Regions from separate parts of the Homo sapiens genome. Here region 2 is linked to region 1. Evidence: chromatin loops called from intact Hi-C (ENCODE). Cell type or tissue: gastrocnemius medialis. All regions are shown on one strand.

Region 1 (8,000 bases):
GGCTCACTACAACCTCCGCCTCCTGGGTTCAAGCAATTCTCCTGCCTCAGCCTCCCAAGTAGCTGGGATTACAGGTGCCCGTGACAAAGCCTGGCTAATTTTTGTATTTTTAGTAGAGATGGGGTTTCACCATGTTGGCCAGGCTAGTCTCGAACTCCTGACCTCAGGTGATCTGCCTGCCTCTGCCTCTCAAAGTGCTGGGATTACAGGCATGAGCCACAGTGCCCAGCCTAATGCCAGCTTTATTTTTTACTTATTTATTTTTTCTTGAGATAGAGTCTTGCTCTGTCACCCAGGCTAGAGTGCAGTGATCTTGGCTCACTGCAACCTCTGCCTCCCAGGTTTAAGTGATTCTCCTGCCTCAGCCTCCCAAGTAGTTGGGATTACAGGTGTGTGCCACCACACCTGGCTAATTTTTCTATTTTTGGTAGAGACGGGGTTTCACCATGCTGGCCAGGCTGGTCTCAAACTCCTGACCTCAAGTGATCTGCCTGCCTCGGCCTCCCAAAGTGCTGGGATTACAGGCATGAGACACCACGCCTGGCCTTTCATGTTTATCTCTTGATCATATGCTAAACAAGGGGCAGATTATTCATTAGTTTACTGGGAAAGGGGTGGAGATTTCCCAAAACTAAAGGTTCATCTTCCTTTCAGACCATAGAGGGTAACTTCTAGACATTGCTATGGCATTTGTAAACTGTCATGGTGCCGGTAGGAGTGTCTTTTAGCATGCTAATGCATTCTAATGAGCATATAATGAGCAGTGAGGATGACTAGGGGTCACTCTCGTCGCCATCTTGGTTTCGATGGGTTTTGGCTGGCTTCTTTATCGCAGCCTGTTTTATCAGTAAGGTCTTTGTGACCTGTATCTTGTGCCGACCACCTATCTCATTCTGTGACTAAGAATGCCTAACCTTCTGGGAATGCAGCCCAGCAGGTCTCAGCCTCATTTTACCCAGCTGCCATTTAAGATGGAGTCGCTCTGGTTCCAGTGCCTCTGACTTACCCACTCTGAATCATGCTGAACTTCCATGAAATGTGGGTCTGCCAGAATTCTTTACTCATAAGGCACTGCAAAAACTATATATAAATGGGAGGCAATGGATGATGGACATGCATATTATGAGTATCTTCTCTTCCCATGTGCATTCTCCATTGTCCCAACAGACTTCATTTACAAAACACGAGTTCAAAGATAAGAATTTCTTTCAAAGGTAAGAATTTCAAGATGGCAACATCACAATATTAAACCAAGTGCAGGGCCCTTCTGAGTGCCAGGCCCCATGCAACTGCTTAGGCAGCACGTCCAGGAAGCTGGCCCTGCATGGGAAATTGCGCTCTTGTGAAGGGCTTCAGGTTCCTTTCATTTCCCCTGGAGAGTCAAAGAAGCATCGGAGATAAAAGAAAAAGTTAGAGTTTTCTGGCTATGTTGTCATATTCTTCTGAAATGATCCTAACTCTTCAGGGTAGAAACAGACATCTACCTTCCCAGTCTGGAGCTGGGAATGCTGAAGGAAACGATTGGTAAGAGGAAAGGGAGGCCTGTTTACTTCCATTTCTCTCTAACTTCAGGGGAGCAGGACACCGGCTTATTGACTGAGAGTTTCTGGAAATATTTGCAAGTCAGTATAGGCCCTCAGCCCACAGGAAACCCAGAATTGACGATAAAGCCTGTCATAGTAAGGGGGTGCTGAAGGAGAACAGATGCCAGAGGGACAGCAAGACCTCATCTTCCATTCACCATTAGAGGGTGGGTGCTTCTAGAGGGAAGGAGGGAACTTAGCAAACCTCTGTATTTTGTACTAAACAGTATCCTGAATGAAGACACAATCAATATAATGTAGGTTTGGGTAATTAATTCATTTTATTTAACTAATTAAGGAATCAAAATGGGTTAGTTATCTTTGTTTGTTTGAGGCAGAGTCTTGCTATCACCCAGGCTGGAATGCAGAGGCAAGAATATGGCTCACTGCAGCCTCAACCTCTTGGGCTCAAGTGATCCTCCCACCTCAGCCTCCCGAGTAGCTGGAACTACAGGCAGGCACCACCATGTCTAGCTAATTTTTGTATTTTTTGTAGAGATGGGTTTTACCATGTTGCCCAGGCTGGTCTTGAACCCCTGGGCTGAAGTCATCTGCCTGCCGTGGCCTCCCACAGAGCTGGGATTATAGGCGTGAGCCACTGTACCTGGCCTTGGTTATCTTTATATCTACTTTTTCATCCTATCCTAATCTTGAAAAAATTTCCTCATATTTAGCATCATCGAGTGTATGAGATAAGACAATTAGTCAACATTTCCTGGCAACTAATGTGAGAAAACAAAACCATAAATGGAAAGAAAAAAATTAACATTCAATAAAAAATTTTTCATTGATTCATTTGCAAAAATTTCTTAAAACAAGAAATAAACAGAAAAGTTACGTATCTAAATATGAGACAATCTACAGTGCATTAATCATTCTTGATTTGGGAGAGTATGTAAGTGTGACTGGCTGATTGAGGTATCCAGCTTGTTGGTGTGTAAACAAGCAAGAGCTGCCTTAAGGCCCAGTGTGGTGGCTCACGCCTGTAATTCCAGCACTTTGGGAGGCCACAGCAGGTGGATCACCTGAGGTCAGAAGTTCGAGACCAGCCTAACCAACATGGTGAAACCCCATCTCTACTAAAAATACAAAATTACCATGGTAGCAGGCGCCTGTAATCTCAGCTACTTGGGAGGCGAAGGCAGGAGAATTGCTTGAACTTGGGAGGTGGAGGTTGCAGTGAGCCAAGATCATGCCATTGCACTCCAGCCTGGGTGACAAGACCAAAGCTCCATCTCAAAAAATAAAAAAGAGCTGGCTTAGTTTATTCCAGGACCTGCCCCCAACTGATACGTTGTCCCTCCCACCCTTACTGGGTGACAGATGTCTTCATAACTTCTAATTTAGATCTCATAACTTTTCATCCCCTCTTAGTTATGAGAATTCTGTCATGCCAATGTTTAAGATTTTGTTCAGTCCATTTAAGCTTCATTCTCACATATGATACAAACTTCTCCTTACTTGACTATGGGATTGTCCTTTCGATGCGCTTGCTGCTGCCCTGGCTAACCCTGCATGGTCATCAGTACCAGACTGTCATGGTTCCCTCTGTGTGGCATGAATTTAAATGCTGGCCACTTGGTGGAGTGATGGTCTGTTTTCACTCACGACACTTCTGACACCAGATGTGTGGATTTTCTCCCCCCAACAGCTGACCAATTTTCCAGCTTTCTGGACACCAGTTGGGTGCCCTGCAATTCAATTCTTACACTAACCTGTCTCTCCTTATCTACAATAGATTGACTTATTTAACCCAAATATACATATAAAGTCGTTTTAGAATTGCTAAGCCATGCCTCTGTGAGATACAAATTTACCAACCAGAGTGCAGTTTTTGTATACAGTTCTTTGTGTCCTTATCTACAGTTATAAGTCAAAACATTGTTTTCCAACTTTGTCAGTTCTTTTTTCCCCATCCCTTTCAGTGAGTTGATATCATACATTTATAATACAATTAGATTCATTTGCCACAATTTGCATACCATCCTGGGTTCCCTTGACAGTCTGTTCATTTTTAAAAAATTTGCATACAATAAAAGCCCCTTTGTCTAGTGTACAGTTTTTTTTTTTTTTTTTTTTTTTTGAGACAGAGTCTTTCTCTGTTGCCCAGGCTGGAATGCAGTCCGCCTTCCTGGTTCAAGTGATTCTCCTGCCTCAGCCTCCTAGTAGCTGGGACTACAGGCGCACACCACCATGCCAAGCTAATTTTTGTAGTTTTACAAATATGAGAGACAGGGTTTACAAATTACAAATTAGAGACAGGTTTACAAATGTTAGAGACAGTAGAGACAGGGTTTCACCATGTTGTCCAGGACAGTCTTGATCTCCTGACCTTGTGTTCCCCTGCCTCGGCCCCGCAAAGTGCTGGGATTACGGGTGTGAGCCACCGCGCCTGGCCATGTGTATAGTTCTTGTGTTTGCAAATGGATATTGTCATGTATCCACCACACAGTACCATACAGAACAGCTCCATCAGCCTATTCCCTTTGCAGCCCCTTTGTAGCAAACTTCCCTCCTTTTCTCAAACCTGACAACAACTGATCTGTTCTTCATCCCTATAGTTTTGCCTTTTCCAGAATGTCATATAAATAGAATCGCCCAACATGTAGACTTTTAGGCCTAGCTTCTTTCACTTAGCAAAATGGATTTAAGATATGTCTATATTATTGTGTGAACCAAGAGTTCATTTTTTACTGTTGAGTATGGATAAACTCAAGGAATGGATATCAACAGCTTATCCAATCACCTGTTGAAGGATATCTGGGTTATTTCTAGTTTTTGGTAATTATGAATGAAGCTGCTATAAACAGTCATGTGCGAGTTTTTGTGTGAACATAAGTTTTCAGTTCACTTGCGTCAATTTCTAGTAGTGAAATGGCTGGGCCATATGATAAGTTATGCTTATAAGAAACTGCTGAAAAGTTTTTCAAAGCTGCCCTGACGCTTTGCAATCCCATCAGCCACCAGTGAGAGTTCCTGTTCTTCTTCATCCTTACCTACATTTGGTTGCCCACACTTCTTTTTTGTTTGTTTTTTTTTTTGAGAGGGAGTCTCGCTCTGTCACCAGGCTGGAGTACAGTGGCACAATCTCGGCTTGCTGCAACCTCCACCTCCCGGGTTCAAGCGATTCTCCTGCTTCAGCCTCCTGAGTAGCTGGGATTACAGGGGCACACCACCACGCCTGGCTAATTTTTGTATTTTTAGTAAAGATGGGTCATGTTGGCCAGGCTGGTCTAGAACTCCTGGCACCAAGTGATCTGCCCTCCTCGGCCTACCAAAATGCTGGGATTACAGGCATGAGCCACTGCACCTGGCCTGCCTACACTCTTTAAAATGGAAATTGCCCACCCCACTCCACTCCAACTTCTTCCTTCCTTTTGACCTCTGACTGGATTATACAATAATCTATACTCTTGCTTTGCAGCCTGTTGGTATTAATGAAGGTAATAATCTTAGACTACTGTGCACTACTTTCCTGCTTTCTTCACAGTTCTAGGAAGCAGTTTCAGCAAACATTCTTAGGCTGGTACAGGAGATAACCACACTCTGCTTGAGAAGAATTCCCTTCTGGAATTCCCAAACCTCTGCTTTTGTGTGGCCTCTTAGTTCACTGCTCATCTCAGCCTCTTTTTAATCTAACCAGTGAATCCACTGAAGCACTAAGGTGATCACGGGTCTGCACTAGACTCTGCAGTAGTCAATCCTATGGGATAGACTACTCAATGTGGCTTTATGGCTGGGTACCTGGGTCTTCATTCATCAGGAAGGAGCTGAGTGCCAGGCCCCTGCTCAGAGTCCCTGCCTCCTAACTTGGCAGTTAGCACATTTTCATAGTCACTGGAGTCCTCATTTGACATCTCTTCTCTATGTTTCATCTGACTGTCCTCACTCTGTGTGAATGGCTGAAAGTCTGCATAATCCCCTGAAGCAAGGAATGTCCTTTTGACACATTGGACATGGGTCCCGGGATCATCTGTCTTGTCCTCGACATGACCTATGTTTGAGGATGGCACATCTTTCTCAGCCTGCTGCTGGCTTCCACTGGGATCTGCTGCTGGAACATTTTCATAGTCTCTGCAGCACTGAAAAGCCACCCAGAGCTGCCTTTCCTGGATGGCACTGAGATCCAACCCTGTCATGTTGACATAGTCATTTGAGATCTGAGAAGAACCTTCTCCATTGCTGAGTGAATCACTGTCCTCAGCTCCTGGAGAATACAAACTGGTGCAGTCACCAGCATCTCCACAGCCCTCATCTCTTTCCTCAGTAAACTCCAGCTTCTGGGTACTGGGAAGAACAAAGAGATTTCTGGAAGGGCTTTTGGTAGAAGCTAGAGTCTCAGCAATCTCTTCTGCTGTGGGGACATTGACATAATCATGCGAATCCTCTGAAGAAATGCTTGCGCAGTCTCTGGAAGCTCTGACATTGATGCAGTGTGCCGAGGGAGTGAGGTTCCCACACATCTGGGGGACCATGGCGTTGTCATAGATACCCACCGCGTACTCTGTGGCATGGATGTGGGCTGTATGCTCCTGGAAGGCATTGCCTGCTTGGGAGGGCTATGAAGAAGAAAAGGAAGCCAGTGGTCAGATGCAAGCAGAAATATGGACAAAGCCTTTCTTCTTGGAAAATACCACTGGCATATTCTGAAAAAAAAAAAAAAAAAAAAAAAAAAAAGAAGAGCAACAGTGCAAATGTGATGATAAATCACAACTAGTTTTTGGCCACAGTATGGGAATCAATTGGTGGGGGGGTGCGGGTGGGACGAAAATATTATCAACTGAAGAGCCCACTGAGAGGCAGTACAACATAGTGGCTAAAGGTGAGGCTTAGACTAAAGGTACAAATCCTAGCCTCACCACTTTGTGCCAAGTGAGTATGAGCACCTGACCTAATCTCTCGGTGTCTTCATTTCCTAATTTATAAAATGAAGATTATCATAATATTTACATCATAAGTTTGTTTTTATTTTTGTTTTTGAGAAGGAGTTTCGCTCTCGTCGCCCAAGCTGGAGTGCAGTAGAGCAATCTCAGCTCACTGCAATCTCTGCCTCCCGTGTTCAATCGATTCTCCCGCCTCAACCTCCTGAGTAGCTGGGATTACAGGTGCCTCCTACCACTGCCCGACTAATATTTTGTATTTTTAGTAGTGACAGTGTATGTTCTGTTACCGGGCAGCAGACACACAAACCTGTTGGTCCTATAACAACCTCATTTGATCAAACACTTTCTATATCAGCTACAGTGCTGAATGACTTAACAGATATTTCTGCTCCTGAGGGTAATTGAAATAATTGACATAAGCCCTGCAAGTAATATCCAAAGCAGGTTTTTAAGTGTGTTTTGAGCACCAATGGCATTGTTGGAATATTTGCATACCCTCCTGAGGTGATCACTTTGAAAGGAGCAACATTCATTTGAATAAACATGTTGTCATGTCTTTGTTAAAACAATCAATTGGCAGGGTATGGTGGCTCACACCTGTAATCTCAGCACTTTGGGAGGCCAAGGCGGGCAGATTGCTTGAGCTCAGGTGTTTGAGACCAGCCTGGGCAATATGGTGAAACCCCATCTCTACACAAAATATGAAAGTTAGCCAGGCGTGGTGGTGTGTGCCTGTGGTCCCAGCTACTTGGGGGGATGAGGTGGGAGGATTGCTTGAGCCCAGGAAGCAGAGGTTGGAGTGAGCAAAAAAAGAAAAAAAAAAAATGCTGGGCACGGTGGCTCATGCCTGTAATCTCAGCACTTTGGGAGGCCAAGGCGGGTGGATGAAAAGGTCAAGAGATTGAGACCATCCTGGCCAACATGGTGAAACCCCGTCTCTACTAAAAATACAAAAATTAGCTGGGCGTGGTGGCGCATGCCTGTAATCCCAGCTACTTGGGAGGCTGAGGCAGGTGAACTGCTTGAACCTGGGAAGCAGAAGTTGCAGTGAGCCGAGATCGCACCACTGCACTCCAGCCTGGGTGACAGAACAAGACTCCATCTCAAAAAAGAAAAAAGAAAAAAAAATATACCAATCAATTTTAGTTCTGACATTATGCACTTGAATATCTGTACCCTGGTGCCCTTTTTATAACTCCAAGCACTTGCCTCTGTCCTTAATTTTTCTTTTTGGGTATAGGAGATCCTGAGGCTAGTCTTCCCAATTTATTAATAGGACTGCAGGGCGAGTGCCAAAGGGCATGCTGTTTGTTTGCAGTGAAACCAGATCTAAGCCCTATAACTCTTTCCCCGCAGTTCTTCTGCCAGAGACATGTCATTCTCCCAAGAAGCTTGACTCTTACCACATGCTCCGGGCTCTCAGAATTTCTGGAGAGGAGGCTCTCAGTACTGAAAATGCGCATACTCCTCGACTCATGTCTCCCTGAAAGGACAGAGAACAAATCCTGAAGATAGCCAGTCCTCTGAGTGCTTC
Region 2 (8,000 bases), 110 kb after region 1:
CTTTAAAAGGTAGCACCCGAGCAAGAAGGACAAACATATCGAGGAGAAGAAAGAAAAAAAAGTTGGTGTAAGCGAAAAGATAGCTACCTCCAACACTAGTCTACTGAGTAACTGAGCAATTGTGAGAAGAGGAAAGAAGAAAAGAGCACAGGAAAAATAAGTATAGGCCACACTCCAGAACCTTACTCCAGACTGCCAGCGAATGCTGCCCATATCCACTCCCTAGAACCTACAGGGAACATTGCTCCTTTGCTAATGTACTTGTAGAAGGATTATCTAGGGTTGCTTTGTTTGAAACTTTCTCCTCTCAGTAGATCACGGGCTTCTGTCCCCCTTTGGAAAAAAGTGCTAGAGGCAGGGCACAATGATTCACACCTGTAATCCCTGCATTGTGGGAGGCTGAGGTGGGCAGATTGCTTGAATCCAGGAGTTCGAGACCAGCTGGAGCAACATGGTGAAACCCCATCTCTACAAAATATACAAAAATTAGCCAGGCATGGTGGTGCGCACCTATAGTCCCAGCTACTCTGGAGGCTGAGGTGGGAGGATCTCCTGAACCTGGGACGCAGAGGTTGCAGTGAGTGGAGATGGCACCACTGTACTCCAGCCTGGATGACAAAGTGAGACCCTATCTTAAAACGAAACAAAACAAAAGCAAAAAGGTGCTAGAGAGCTCACAATTGTGAGTACACAGCACTGAAATATTAACTTCCAAGATGGTCAAAGTGGCTTCTTAGGCCAGGTTGTCATGGTTTCCAAGACCACAAACAGAAGTTTGGTTCAAAAGAAGGGCAGGAAGGGAACTGCCTTTTTCTTCCTAAGGGAATAGTTTCAAGAGCCAAGATAAGAGGGGGATATGGCAAAAGGAAGAGAAGTTTCCATAACAGGGCAAAGAAAATGGACAGTCTTGAGAGTTCAATTTTTCCTGGTGAGCATAGGGAGAGAGGCCTCATTTGTAGGATTATAAGGCCCTATTCAGATGGTGAGATAAACCTAGGAGGTTAATAGGAAGAGGAGTCAGCTTTCTACTATGTTAAATGTCCACCCAACAAAACCTAGGAGGCACGAAGAACGGGGGCCAAAATTAAGCTACTTTGGGAAAGCGAAGGCCCTCCAAAGACTCTGAGTTTTGCCTGAAAGAGGGCAGATGAGATAATTATCCCCAGAAGTGATGTGTGGAGGTGCTGTTTCCAGAATTGAGGCCTGCCTTGCTGTCCACCTCCTGCAGGTCCCCTGGTCAGGACCCTTTCAACTCTCATTTCAAAGGAGCCAGATGGAGAACATTGTAAGAAACCAAAATGCTACCATTCCTCCCAGCAGGAGCTGTCAGCTGAGTGTGGCCACCTGGCCCAGGAATTCCCTTTCATACTCATGGGCAGTTCTCTGTGGCTTATGAGAATCCCCTTGGATGCTTCCTCCTGAGCTGGTGCCAGCTTGGAAAGGAGACAGAGTTGCTCACCGCTCTGCTCTACCCAGAAGCAGCAACTGTGGCACCACTGTAGGTTAATTACCACGTATGCTCCACCACCTTCTCAAAGCAGGTAGGCTGACCACAAGCTAGGAGGCAGGTCAGACCTGTCACAATTTTATCACCAGTAACAATACTAGCCAGTAAGTTCCTGGTCTTTTCAGGGAGCATGTCCTCTGCTTTTCCCACCAACTACATCAAACAAGAATCCCATAATCATAGCCACGTAGATGGAAAAGTCTAAACAAATCCCCTCATTTTACATTTAAGCATGTATTAGCAAAATATTGTGCTGAGCACTGGATAAAAAGGCTACACAATTTTTTTTTTTTTTTTTGAGATGGAGTCTAGCTCTGTCACCAGGCTGGAGTGCAGTGCTGTGAATCTCGGCTCACTGCAACCTCCGCCTCCCGGGTTCAAGTGATTCTCCTGCCTCAGCCTCCTGAGTACCTGGGACTACAGGCACGCACCACTGTGCCTGGCTAATTTTTGTATTTTTAGTAGAGACAGGGTTTCACCATATTGGCCAGGCTGGTCTTGAACTCCTGACCTCGTGATCCGCCCATCTTGGCCTCCCAAAGTGTTGGGATTACAGGCGTGAGCCACCGAGCCCGGCCAAGGCTACACAATCTTGACAGGAAAGCAGGACAGGGGCAGAGACACCTGAGGCAAAGAAATCTGTATTGGGTGTCAAAGGAAGGGCAGAAACATCTCCCACGCCTGCTAGCCTGTGCCTACCCAAAACCTCTAGGGTTTCCCCTGCTGCCAGCTTGTGGCCATCAAGCTGCTGCAGGAGAGAGCTCATCACAGCGTGGGCCTCCCACTAAGGGCTCACCCTGAGCAGAGGGGAACCTTCTCTTTTCAGAGCTGCTACATACAGTCAGGTAGCATGTGCCCTGAACATGGGCACCAGGTAAGGAGGTGGTTTGGGAGATGAAATCCACCCTAAGTTTTGCCAGATGGGCCTTGCTCCTGTGGGCTATATTCACCTTTCTAAAATCTTTAAAAGTACCTTAAGGGCCGGGTGCGGTGGCTCACGCCTGTAATCCCAGCACTTTGGGAGGCTGAGGTGGGCAGATCACGAGGTCAGGAGATTGAGACCACGGTGAAAGTCCATCTCTACTAAAAACACAAAAAATTAGCCAGGCGCGGTGGCAGGCGCCTGTAGTCCCAGCTACTCGGGAGGCTGAGGCAGGAGAATGGCGTGAACCCGGGAGGCGGAGCTTGCAGTGAGCCAAGATCGCGCCACTGCACTCCAGCCTGGGTGACAGAGCGAGACTCTGTCTCAAAAATAAAATAAAATAAAATAAAAGTACCTTAAGGACTAGCAGGTGCAGTTAACTGTCAACCTGGCATTCCCTTGGGTCACCAAATCCTGAAAAATATCTAAGGAAGAAAACCAGTAGTGAATCCAGTTTGACATGGGGATGCACCAGAGCCAGAGCTGAAGATGTCAAAGTGGCCAGCCCCGTGGGGCCCCTGCACCCGGGCCAGGCTCCTGCCCCTCACAGCTCACAGGCTCTCCCATGAAGTCCTTCCCAAGTAGCACCAGTGCCTCTCAGCCAAACCTCCTCCAAATCCATTCTCCCTGAGCCTTCATTTCCTCATCTAAAAAAATGGGGATCAAAAAGTCATCTACCCCATACCAAAGTTGAAAGGATTATTACTTTTTTCATGTGCAAAGGCCCTTGCCCTTGGATGAAGATCAAGTATCTTAAGAAGCCACTGAACAGTGGAGGCAAACTGCTCCTGCCCCTCTGTCAGAGCCTCCCCGTGCCTCTGGCCACCGTGTTCCTATACTTTCCAGTCCTGGATCTGGACCCTTGGCTCTGTGTACCAGGAGGACATTGGTACTCCCCATTCCCAGACTTCTCCAGAATCTCTAATTTTTGCAGCTATATCTGGGGAATCTATCTGTCTGAGGTTCCTTTTTAAGTGGTGTCAGCAAGACTAAGTAAAAAGACAGAAAGAGTTCATGAGAGTAAAGGAACTCTGTTAAGAACTCACATGTGGATAATGCTTCACAGTTTTCAAAGCACTCTGACATTTGATCTTTGCAACAATCTTTTAAGATAGACAGGACTGACAATATCATTCTTTGACAGATTTTAGAGCATATGGTCTTAAAGGTGAAGTGACTCACTCAGTTAAGGCCATGCAACCACAGGAAGAGCCTAGAAGAAGCTAAGGCATACTCCATACTACAAGGTCCTAAAAGAAATTGGAGAGAAGAGGCTGGGCACAGTGGCTCATGCCTGTAATCCCAGAGACTCAGGAGGCCGAGGCAGGAGGATCGCTTGAGGCCAGGAGTTTGAGACCAGCCTGGGCAATACAGTGAGACACCGTCTCTACAAAAAATAAAAAATTAGCTGGGTGTGGTAGCATGTGCCTGTAGTCCCCACTACTTAGGAGGCTGAGGAGGGAAGATTGCTTGAGCCCAGGAGTTTGAAGCTGCGGTAAGCTATGATCACACCACTGCACTCTAGCATGGTGACAGAGCAAGACCTTGCTTAAAAAAAAAAAAAGAGAGAGAGAGAGCAGCCTGTAGAAAATAGTGGGATAATTCTAGGCCCAACCCAGGACATTGGAGCTGGGGATTCCTGTCCTGATGAGCTCAGAGGATTAATATAGGTTCTCCTACTTCCTCTCAGAGGTAACAGTGAGACATGCTGAATGTATGTGTGATGTGTGTGTGTGTCATTCTTCTTGGCCATGGGTACCCTGAGAGTACAGTTTGTGGTCTAGATGGAGGCGGTACACCTCCTGGTGTGTTGTGGAGGTACAAAAGGGAGGAGAACAAAAAAGGGTGGAGGAAGATTAGAAAAAGAAAGGAAGAAGGCTCTTTCCCTTAGGGAATTCCCAGTCCGCAGAATTCTAAATAAAGAAGACAGGATACACCCATATTAAGAAGGCCTATGATTATAGTACAGCACATCCAGAAATATTGAAGTGCATCAGGACCAGGAAGGACAAAGACTGACAAGGGGAAGAAATGCAAAAAACAAAAGCAAACACAAACCCAAAAAATATAAACAGGAAACAAAATGTTGCTCTACAGTCTCTAGACCCTTTAAAGGCCTTCAGCATTGAAAGGAGGGAATCTCCAGGGTTAACAATAGGGTCTTTCCCTAGGAAGGCAAGCAAATGCAAGGTTCTGGCCCCAGATAATCACTTCTCTCTAGCTAGCACTTCTGGGTTCAGGTGATGTCATGCGCATTAAGTATTTGTCGAGAAAAGAGACCTCTGGAAGAGTAAAACCTCAGGACAGAGTTTATAAACAGCACACTCAATTCCACCTGCCTTCCACTATCTGGGAGAGTGACCCTCCTCAGTTTCCTGCTACAAGGAAAGAGTAGGCTATTCTCTTCATATTACTGCAAATTATGATATACCCAAAAAATGTGATTTAAAAAAGGAGGGCCTCCATGGGCAGATGAATGGACAAACAAGTGTGGCACATCCATACAATGGAATTATTATTCAAGGAAGGATGTTCTGACACATGCTGCCACACGGATGAACCTTGAAAACATTATGCTAAGTGAAATAAGCCAGTCACACACACACAAACAAATACAGTATAATTCTATTCATATGAAGTATGTAGAATAGGCAAATTCATAGAGACAGGAAGTAGAGTGGAGGTTACCACAGGCTGGATGGAGTGGGGAATGGGCATTATTGTTTAATGGGTACAGAGTTTCAGTTTGGGATGAAGGAGAAGTTCTAGACATGGATGATGGTGATGGGAAACCTACACTGGGAATGTAGTTAGTACCACTGAACGGTCTACTTAAAAATGGTTAAGATAAGCTGGGAGCGGTGGCTCATGCCTGTAATCCCAACACTTTGGGAGGCTGAGACGGGTGGATCATGAGGTCCGGAGATCGAGACCATCCTGGCTAACACGGTGAAACCCTGTCTCTACTAAAAATACAAAAAGAAATTAGTCGGGCGTGGTGGCAGGCACCTGCAGTCCCAGCTACTCGGGAGGCTGAGGCAGGAGAATGGTGTGAAACCCGGAGGCAGAGCTTGCAGTGAGATCGTGCCACTGCACCCCAGCCTGGGCAACTGAGTGAGACTCCATCTCAAAAAAAAAAAAAGGTGAAGATGGCAAATTTTATGTTCTGTATATTTTATCACAGTAAAATAAATAAATAAAAATAGGAGAAGGAAGAAGAGCAGATGGAAGAGTCATCCTGGTATAGACAGGTGAGAAGGGTGGAGAAGGGAAGAGCAGAGCTAAATTCCAGATGTGGACCAGCAGCTGCTGTCACCGAGAGTTCAGATCCATTGTGGTAATGGAGGTGGAGGCCAGTGGGGCACAGGTCAGTCACCACAGACACGCCCAGGGCTGGGAGCCCACACAGAGCCTGGCACAACATCAAAGAACTCAAGGGACCTGGCAAAGCTGAGTGACAAGGCAAAGGGGTGGAGAAACAGACTGGGCTTTCTGAATACCATGCAGCATGCTTGTGTGTGGTAGGAGACAATGGTGGGAGTGCATTGAGGGTGGTGGGCATAGGGTAGACAAATCACCTTTTCAAAGAGCAGGAGAAAGGCATCTGTGTTCATCCTCTCCTCTCCCAAAGTCACCCCATCATCAGCTCAGAGAACACAGGCACCTGGTTACAGCAGGTACAGCTAAGGCTTTCCTGACCCAAGATGGGGAACTAAGTCTCCAGGCTTTTTGATCACTCTGTATTAGTATCTCATTTGATCCTCTCAACAACCTTGGGAAATGGGTCGTATCACTCCCATTTTACAGAGGAGAAAACTGGCTAAATACTTTGTCTAGGCTCACACAGTAAGAAGCCAAGCCAGAATCCAAACCCGACTTTGGCAGAAGCCACACTTTTTTCATAATATTGCCTTTGAGGTGCTTTCCAGACATGAGAGCTCTCTTTCTCAGTGATCATTCACCTCTTAAAGTATGGTGCAGAGATTAAGAGCATAAGCTCTGTGGACAGACAGCCCAAATCCCAGATCACTACCCATTTGACCTTGGGAAAGTTTTTTTTTTTTTTAGACAAAGTTTCTCTCTTGTTGCTCTGGCTGGAGTGCAGTGGCGCGATCTCAGCTCACTGTAACCTCTGCTTCCTGGGTTCAAGCAATTCTCCTGCCTCGGCCTCCCAAATAGCTGGAACTAGAGGGCCACCCCACCATGCCCGGCTAATTTTTGTATTTTTAGTAGAGACAGGGTTTCACCATGTTGCCAAGCTGGTCTCGAACTCCTAACCTCAAGTGATCCGCCTGCCTCGGCCTCCCAAAGTGCTGGGACTACAGGCATGAGCCACCGTGCCCAGTCCCTGTGCTCTTCTTCTTATTTATTTATTTTTTTGAGACAGAGTCTCACCCTTGCTAGGCTGGAGTGCAGTGGTGCGATCTTGGCTCACTGCAACCTCCGTCTCCCAGGTTCAAGCAATTCTCCTGCCTCAGCCTCCCAAGTAGCTGGGATTACAGGTGCTCACACCATGCCCAGCTAATTTTTGTATTTTCAGCAGAGATGGGGTTTCACCATGTTGGCCAGGCTGGTCTCGATCTCTTGACCTCACGATCTGCCCACCTCGGTCTCCCAAAGTGCTGGAATTACAGGCGTGAGCCACTGTGCCCAGGCCTCCCCCCACCCCCCACCTCCGTTCTCTTCTTACTGCTCCCTAGGAGCCTATTCATCGGCTGTTACATTGAACTGGGACCTCATTTTTTATCTCCACCACCCCAAGTGATACATTCTCACCCCAATGGCGTGCATTCTCACGATCTTCCAACCTACTACCTTTTGTGATAGCTATTTTTATCCTCTTTCAACAACTGAAGGAACTGAGGCCTAAAGCTCTGCAGTTAACTTGTGGTGAAACTGGACCATAAACCCAGGTCCAAAAAACTCATGGTCTTGGCTGTTACATGATGTTTTGGCATTAGAGAGAAAAAATCTACCACATGGTAAAGGGAAAAGTAGCTTGGGTTGAATTTCAAATACTTGGATTGGAATCCAAGCTCTGTGACCTTGGACAAGTTTCTTTCTTTCTTTCTTTCTTTTTTTTTTTTTTTTTTTGAGATGGAGTCTTGCTCTGCCGCCCAGGCTGGAGTGCAGTGGCACAATCTTGGCTCACTGCAACCTCCAGCTCCCAGGTTCAAGCGATTCTCCTGCCTCAGCCTCCCGAGTAGCTGAGATTACAGGCACCTGCCACCACGCCCGGCTAATTTTTGTGTTTTTAGTAGAGACAGGATTTCACCATTTTGGCCAGGCTGATCTTGAACTCCTGATCTTGTGATCCACCTGCCTTGGCCTCCCAAAGTGCTGGAATTACAGGCGTGAGCCACCACACCCAGCTTTTTATATATTTTTTTTAGCAACAGGGTCTCACCCTGCCAACCAGGCTGGATGGAGCAATCTTCCCGCTTCAGCCTCCCCAGTAGCTAGAACTACAGGCTTCCCCCACATGCCTAGCTAATTTTTATTTTTATTTTTTGAGACAGGGTCTTGCTCTGTTACTCAGGCTGGAATGCAGTGGCATGATCAGAACTCACT

The links. Hi-C counts contacts between places; a loop is a spot of excess contacts. Peaks named below come from ENCODE experiments on the same cell type or tissue, not always from the same donor. Only the 100,000 strongest peaks of a DNase experiment are listed, where the experiment ranks them.
Region 2: a loop joins it to region 1, with 2.1 times the contacts of the local background. A loop is called at or near these places in 6 of 110 quality-filtered maps.

What each region holds. Positions count from the first base shown.
Region 1 is chr1:203,772,017-203,780,016 of GRCh38, reverse strand. It overlaps LAX1 (lymphocyte transmembrane adaptor 1), which reads right to left. Exons shown (of 5, transcript NM_017773.4): 4 at 7,870-7,949; 5 at 3,645-6,142. The coding sequence ends at 5,336. Among named protein-coding and RNA genes, the nearest start is that of LAX1, 11 kb to the right of the region's middle. RefSeq lists an enhancer at 6,699-7,274. In gastrocnemius medialis, a CTCF peak has its summit at 3,155; DNase peaks (open chromatin) are centred at 3,173 and 7,786; H3K4me3 peaks cover 511 bases; H3K27ac peaks cover 2,773 bases.
Region 2 is chr1:203,659,605-203,667,604 of GRCh38, reverse strand. The region is part of intron 1 of ATP2B4 (ATPase plasma membrane Ca2+ transporting 4); the gene reads right to left. Among named protein-coding and RNA genes, the nearest start is that of ATP2B4, 37 kb to the right of the region's middle. In gastrocnemius medialis, a CTCF peak has its summit at 4,225; DNase peaks (open chromatin) are centred at 4,094 and 5,844; H3K27ac peaks cover 3,013 bases.